3 separate regions of the Mus musculus genome follow, and all the other regions are linked to region 1. A link is a loop called in an ENCODE intact Hi-C map of the cell type or tissue named here. Cell type or tissue: left cerebral cortex. All regions are shown on one strand.

Region 1 (2,500 bases):
CTCCTCCTCCTCTCCTTTCTTCTCAGGTAGCTGCTCCAGAACCTCCCAGGTTCCTCTGAGAGGAACTGATGTTACCTCAACACCCTGGGCCCTTAGCTTCGGGACATCCTTGGAGGTGAGGGTCTGGGACCCTGAGTCCCCAGTGCCCAGCTCAAAGGCATCATGCCTCGGGTTGGAGGGAGCTGCAGAGAGAACCCTGGGCGGGGGCTCCCTCTTCCCATTAGAGGAAGCTGCAGAGTGGACCTTGGCCCGGGGCTCCTTCCTCCCACGACCTCCCTGGTGGCCCATCATTGGGGAGACAACATCTTGCTCCCATGAGGAGCTGGGCTGGCTCCTGGTCAGGGGCTTGTTAGTGCTCTTAGAACCGCCCTTACTCCCCACCAGGTTTCGGAGAAAGCGCAGCATGGAGGAGCAGCCTAAGATCCGTGACCGAGGGGTCCGCGCCGGGGCTGCCATCCTGAGTGGGACCCCGACTCAGGGAGAAGCCATGGCAGCCAGCCCAGGACCAACTGCTAGCAGAAACCTCCAGTTGGAAACTTCCAGAAGTTCTAGAAGGCAAAGAGGAGGTGGGGGTGGGGGGAGGCTATAACTGGAGGCTGGTGGGGGGGGGTCTACTGGAAGGAAAGCGGGTAGAGGGGTAGAGGGAGCTAGCCAGGGTCCAGCTCAGCAGGTCTCAGAGGAAGGCTGGAGATTGAGGGATGGTGAGACATAACACAACAGCACCCACAGGCTGTGGAAGCCTGGCTGAAGGCAGATAGGGCGGCCGGGGGGGGGGGGGAGGAGGGTGCACACGCTGAGAACAGGACATCATATGCTCCTGTCTATCCATAAACTCCTGTTTACTCTGGGTTTGAGATCAGTCCCTGCAGCTGCCAGGCTGCAGGGATCTAGGACAGCACAAATTCTGAGCTGCCCCTCCTCCTCCTCTTCTTCCTCCCCTTCCCCCTCCTCCTCCTCTCTTTTAGGGTGTTAGTAGCACAGGCTGGCCTCTATTTCATGATCCTCCTGCTTCAGCCTCTTGAACGCTGGGACTGCAGGTCAGCTCATCCTGGTTTTTGTTGTTGTCTGTGGTTTGCTTTTCACTAGAGGGAGAAGATGGAAGAGGAGGCCCGGGAATCAGAGACAGGAAAGGCAGAAAACAGAACGCTTTTCCCCTTGGCTGGGACAGGGCAGGCAGGGGAGGCTGTAGCTGCTTCCAAGCCCGGCCGAGGACCTTCCCCTAAGCAGCAGCCTCCCTGAGCGCCTGCATCCGGCGGCCACCGAGAACTTCCTCTAGAGGGAGCTGGTCATTGCCGGGAGCTGGGACCTCCTCTATGGTCACAAAGTCGCGAGGTTTCCTGGGCCAAGAGGCAACCCGAGGCGGCATCCAGCACCATGAATCCACTGATACCAGTTCCTGCCAGTCAGGCCTGAAACCTTGGCCCCTGGAAGCAGCCAGCAAGCCCTTCGGGGTCTTCGTCTTTGCACGGCTGAGCCATCCCACATCTGGAGCAGAGTCATTCAGGTACACGGGCAGCCAGTGCCAAATCCCACCGTCCTAATCCTGGGCAATTCTGGCCCAGGGTGGGGCAGAAACCTCCATCGGCAACCCGGTGAGGAGGGAGGCCTTGATGTGGCTTCCCTGGGAGGTTCTGAAAGGGAAGCTGCAGGCATGGTTCACACAGGGCCTCTGGCTATACATCAGAAGCGCCCCTTCCTGCCCGGTTCTGGTGGCCCTGGACTTTTATGTGGAAGGAGGGGAGGGTCAAGGTCATGAACAGAGACAGAAATTATACGGTTGATACTCCCTGCTGTACCAGGACACGGACAGTCCTCCCCCAGAATGATTCTAGGTACAGCCTAGTGGTCGGTTGTGAGGAACATGCATCCTGGGCCCAGCCAGTGGACATAATGGGAAGTCAAGGCGACTTGGATGGGGGCCAGGTGGGCCAGGGCAGCACTGGCTGTGGAGGGCTTTTCTGAGACTCTTCCTGCTCTCTAACAGTAAGCCTCCAGGGTGGTGTTATTATTACTATTATTATTTTGAGAGAGAGAGATGTGGATGAAGTCAGCGTCCCCTGGCCCTGCTGGCCTGGGATTACAAGGTACCAGGAAGAGCACCCTATCCCGGAAGGAGCCGTTGGGTAGACTATGCCCAGCAGAGGGTTGTCTTGATGAGGCCTGGCTCTCAGGGATGGCAAGAGGAGGGTCTGTCTGCTCACCCTGTCTCCATCAATGAAGAGGGAGGTGAAGGGGAGCCGGCCCTCCCCCACCCCTTTTCAAAGAGTGCTTCCTGCAGTGATGGAGGTGGCCCACATAGGGGTGGGAACTCTTGAAAGGGTGCAAACTGAAAGTGAAAGGTCTTGCCTCAGGAACTAACCGAACTCTGAGACAGGTCAAAGAGGAAAACGGGCTTGGGTGTGGCTATAACACCAGCCAGCCAATGGCTGAGTCAGGAGGATCAGGGATACAAGACTTTCCTCAGGCTGCCTAGAGGGAACCTGTCTGAAATGAACAAATA
Region 2 (2,500 bases), 110 kb after region 1:
CAGTGCTCTCCCTTTTGGCTGTGAGTATACCAGAAAGTCTCTTCAAGCTGAACACCGACTGTGAGTCAGTCTAGACTGAAATGCTGGTAAACAAAGAATGCAGGCCGGTCTTTCCTGACACCAGAGAGATCAGTCCATTAATTACCACACACATACGCCTCAGATGCTTGTGGTGGAGAAGGGCACCCCCATAAACTAGTCAGCAGTCCAAATGAGCAAAAGGAAGAGGCAGGCGAGGGAATAAGGATCCTCTGGGCCGATGCCCCCATTTCTCCTCTCCCCTTCCTCTATCTCGATCCAGCAGCAACACAACAGGATATCAGCAAGAAATGTACTTTGCGGACAAGCGACAAGGCTTCTCTCAGAACCCTCGCTTCTCCCACAAGGCGATCTGCAAGAACTGAGAAGCACAAACATGTCGAATCCGCTTGAGAATTCGAAATGGGAAATGCTGGAGGGGGATAAGGGACACGGGATGGTAGCGCCTGCACGACTGGAATGGCGGACCAACGTCGCAGCGACTGTCCTGGGACCTCGCCGTGTGTGTGTGTGTGTGTGTGTGTGTGTGTGTGTGTGTGTGTGTGCCCTCACTGACTCGGCCGCTGGTGTCCTGGGCGCGAGGCGGTGCGACCCTCCCCTGCAGGACGGCTTGCCCCGACCTGTCCCCGGGACTCGGGTCTCCGGGCGGCCGGCCTGCGTCCTCCGCTATTGGCGCCAGGCCGTCACCGCCGCACTCACCTGCGCCTGCACGTCCATGGTGGTCCGCACAGGAAGGGATGCAAAGGCAGCAGGCAGGGTGACGAGACCCGCGTCCTCTCAAGGGCTCGCGCCGCAAAACGTCGGAGCCAGGCCAATTCGCCAGGCCAATCGGCCAAGCCAATCCGCCACACCAGTCACTTTTGAATTTCAACCTCCGCGCAGTCAACGCACTTCAATCCGCAGAGGCCAATCCGCGCCGGCGCTGCGGTCGCGAGCCAATCACGGCGCCCTCCGCCTCCGGGGCCACGCCCCCTGAGTCGCGACTCTTCTAGTCCGCCGGAGCAAGAGAACTAGACCCCTTGGATCCTACTTCCGGATCCGCTCTTCCTTATTTCTCCCTCTCCCCCTCCGGAGCGCGGAGCTAGGCCTCTGGTTGCGTCAGAAGTGCGCGTGTGTGGAGGAGTGGCGTGGGGGAGGCAATACGCATGTGCAAAGGTGCCTGAGCGGTGTCGGGGCGGAGCGAGCGCCACCTAGCGGCTGCTGCTGAACCTGCACACCTCCTCGACAAACCTGTAGACTGGAGACTGTTAAACCGAGGTTGCTCTTGGTCCGCTTTCTCAGGTCCGAAAAGTGGGAGCTGGTTGATGGCGCTGACCTGTCCTCAAAAAAGAAAAAAAGTAAAAGAAAAATTGGAGCCCATATCTGGAGATGTAATAAAGTCATAAGTCTAGAGCAGGTCCGGGAGGATAGCAAACTGGTTATCCCTGAAACTCATATAATGTGGAAGGTGAGAACTAATTCGCCACAAAGTTTTCTGTGCCCCTCCTGCCTCCAATAATATATATTATACATAAACAATATGTATTATATACATAAACATATCTTTACACATATACATAATATATACTCAATAATACCTATTATATATAAGCATATATAATATATATAAATAACATAAATTATATATTTATTTTGTTTTTTCGAGATTGGGTTTCTCTGTGTAGCCCTGATTGTCTTGGAATTCTATTTGTAGAACAGGCTGGCCTTGAACTTAGAGATGCCAGGGCTACCCTGTGCCACCATGCCCAGGTCAATAAACAATCTTTTAGATTAAAAAATCAAAACAAAACTATAAGCCAGGCTTGGTGGCACACACCTTTAATCCCAGTTCCCAGTACTCAGAATGCAGAGGCAGACAGATCTCTTGAGTTCAAGGCCAACCGGGTCTACAAAGTAAATTCCAGGGCAGCCAGGGCTTTGTAGAGAATCCCTGTCTTAAATAAAGAAATACACACATGCATACCTGCATACATACATACATACATACATACATACATACATACATACACACATACATACATAACTGGGTAAATAAACAGTATGTTTCTTGACACCAAGTTGTAAATCTACAGCCCTCTTACTTGAGATGTTTCCAAGTCTACAAATGTTAATGAGGGAACACTAAAAAATTTCTGGTTATAATTTTACAAACTGGTTATAATTTTAAACTAGACAGTATTTCCCTAGTGACTTTCTAGAAAAAAAGCAAAAGTTTTATTGTGTGATAGAATATGAGTTTGTCTTCTACTGAAACCTGTTTTGGGAGTTTATCTTTCTTGGCATGAAGCTTGACAGCAAGGTAAACCAACCTGTGAGATTTTACACATGGGATGGACTGACCTGGCCCCTGCAGCCTTGGGATAGGAGCTGGCTCAGGAAGGACTCTGATGCAGCCAGAGCTCCAAGGCTATCAGCTCTGAGAAGGACACATCTGGACAGCAAAGGGAAAACAAATATCTTC
Region 3 (2,500 bases), 97 kb after region 1:
ATGCCACATCCGTTAGCTGCCCCGCCCCCGTGGCCACTCCAAGCTCCGCCTCCGCACGCGGCACCGCCCTCCCCATTCACGCTGCCTGTCGCCCCGCCCTTCTGCGCACGCGTAACCCCGCCTGTGCGCCGCACCTGGGCACACGGCCACTCCTCCGGCCGCGAGAGCACTGGTGTAGGTTTGCTCCTCCTGGGAGGGAAAGGACAAGGGGCTATTTGGAACTAGTACTGAGTTAGTGACGTGCCCACACCAGCCAATAGGCACTAGGCGGCACGGAACCATGGTTCGAACCGGTGGGCAGGGAAAGAAAGAGATTGTGGAGTGCACTGGCAGTCACACCAGACAAGAGCATTCCTGTTCTGGGCTGGGGCTGGGGCCTGGCAGTCCTAAGAAATTGTTAAGAGGGCCCAGTGCCGAAGGGTAGAGAAGAGGCATCAGGACGGCAAAGTGTGCCCCACCAAGTGAAAGCCCATAGCCTCACTCTGCAAACACATCACAATGGACATTTCTACGTGCTTACAGTATTTATTTACAATACCTTCCTTTGGCAGCTAAAACCGTTAAGTTAATAAAACCGTTTAGAGCTGTAACAAGGGCCGGGCTGGGAAGATGGCTGGGCGGTTAAGAGCACTGACTGATTTTGCAGAGGACCCACATGTATTCCATAATCCCAGTTCTTGAAGGACCTGAAGCCCTGTTCTGAACTCACTGGAGCAGGAGACATGCACATGGTGCATGCATATACACTCAGGCAAAACAACTGCACACAATTTTTTAAAATCTAAGATTAAGAAAAGGATTAACATACAAAAGATTATTCTTTATTACATAATAAATACCCAGTAATATCATGTCTCAACTCCCACCCACCCCCACCGAATAAATACACACTAAAACAGAGACGCATGCGCACTGGCTTGCAAGGGCTCTGGATCCGACTTCACTTCTTATTAGCCTGAGCAGTACCAATGACACACTGGTTCACCTGTGGACAGATAAACAGGGTCACACAAGGTCAAGGGTTACAGATGAGAAGCCTTCCCACTCTGCCCCGTGCTGGGCCCACATCTGAATCTCTGAAGTCTCTGTTATGGAAGCAGGTCCAGCCTGCCCCCTGGAGGGATGGTGATGCTATGTCCACTAAGCCTGGAAGAGACCGGACTGAAAAGACGAAGCTTTATAGTGCTGGCTAGTTTTTATGTCAACATGACACCGGCTACTCCTCATTTGAGAAGAGGGGACCTCAATTGAGAAAATATCCCATCAGATTGGCCTGTGAGCAAGCCTTTTCTTAATCAATGATTGATGTTGGAGGACCCAACCCTAGTGTGGGCCAGTGCCACCCCTGAAAAGGTGGTTCCCCAATGAGGTAAGAAAACCGGCTGAGGAAGCCAAGAGGAGCGAGCAGTAAACAGCACTCCATTATGGCCTAAAGAAGTTACTGATCTGACATCCCTGGACATGGACTAGTTCTTTCTATTTCACCTTGTTTTTGATCATGGAGTTTTATCACATTATTAGAAAGCTAACTGAGACACCTACACAAAAACTACAGTAGCAGAGAGGTCTCCATTTTCAGCAACACCCTGGACTAGACACACCAAAGCACTCCTGTCAAGACATTAAACTCCTTTGAAAACTAGAGCTCCTGGGGCTGGAGAGATGGCTCAGCAGTTAAGAGCACTGACTGCTCTTCCAGAGGTCCCAAGTTCAATTCCCAGCAACCACATGGTGGTTCACAACCATTTGTAATGAGATCTGATGCCCTCTTCTGGTGTGTCAGTGACAGTACACTTACATACAGGAAATAAATAAATCTTTAAAAAAAAGAAAGAGGGGCTGGTGAGATGGCTCAACAAGTAAGAGCACTCAACTGCTCTTCCGAAGGTCCTGAGTTCAAATCCCAGCAACCACATGGTGGCTCACAACCATTTGTAATGAGATCTGACTCCCTCTTCTGGTGTGTCTGAAGACAGCTACAGTGTACTTACATATAATAAATAAATAAATATTAAAAAGAAAGAAAGAAGGAAAACTAGGGCTCCTGAGGAAAAAAAAAATCACCACAGAAGAAAATTGGAGACATAGACTACTAGGTACAGATCAAAGGATACATGAGTGGTGGGATTTTTATTTAGTGGTAGAGAGCTTGCCCAGCCCAAAGAAATGAGACAGGAGCTAACTTGAAGGTCCTCATACTGACCAAAGATGTAGCACTGTGATGATCAAAGACGGATGGGTGTCAAGTATGTACACACCTATAATGCATGCCTTCCTAATAAAAGCTTATGGGCACATATGGAGTCACTCAGGATAGGAACTCAATAATGAAAACCTATAGAGGATTCAGCATCTTGAGGCTGGAGAGACAACTCAGTATTTAAAAGCACTAGCAGAGGACCTGGGTTCAGTTGTTAGCACCTACATGGTGGCTCACAACAACCCACTCCAGTTCCAGGAAATCCAATGCCCTCTTCTGACCTCCTCAGATACCAAGTAC

The links. Hi-C counts contacts between places; a loop is a spot of excess contacts. Peaks named below come from ENCODE experiments on the same cell type or tissue, not always from the same donor. Only the 100,000 strongest peaks of a DNase experiment are listed, where the experiment ranks them.
Region 2: it touches region 1 in a loop (5-fold over the local background); 4 of 42 quality-filtered maps call a loop at or near these places.
Region 3: it touches region 1 in a loop (8-fold over the local background); 11 of 42 quality-filtered maps call a loop at or near these places.

The regions. Positions count from the first base shown.
Region 1 is chr17:27,027,415-27,029,914 of GRCm38, reverse strand. It overlaps Bak1 (BCL2-antagonist/killer 1), which reads left to right and starts at 1,288. Exons shown (of 6, transcript NM_007523.3): 1 at 1,288-1,504. It overlaps Ggnbp1 (gametogenetin binding protein 1), which reads right to left and starts at 656. Exons shown (of 6, transcript NM_027544.2): 1 at 1-656. The coding sequence starts at 456. In left cerebral cortex, CTCF peaks have their summits at 1,273 (motif pointing right) and 1,990; DNase peaks (open chromatin) are centred at 1,276 and 1,842; H3K4me3 peaks cover 1,516 bases; H3K27ac peaks cover 1,985 bases.
Region 2 is chr17:26,915,524-26,918,023 of GRCm38, reverse strand. Kifc5b (kinesin family member C5B) reads right to left here and starts at 933. Exons shown (of 11, transcript NM_053173.2): 1 at 739-933. The coding sequence starts at 756. In left cerebral cortex, a CTCF peak has its summit at 1,238 (motif pointing left); a DNase peak (open chromatin) is centred at 1,095; H3K4me3 peaks cover 808 bases.
Region 3 is chr17:26,930,589-26,933,088 of GRCm38, reverse strand. Kifc5b (kinesin family member C5B) reads right to left here. Exons shown (of 11, transcript NM_053173.2): 11 at 510-985. The coding sequence ends at 941. Among named protein-coding and RNA genes, the nearest start is that of Phf1, 1.3 kb to the left of the region's middle. In left cerebral cortex, CTCF peaks have their summits at 1,124 (motif pointing left) and 1,770 (motif pointing left); DNase peaks (open chromatin) are centred at 62 and 1,110; H3K4me3 peaks cover 504 bases; H3K27ac peaks cover 589 bases.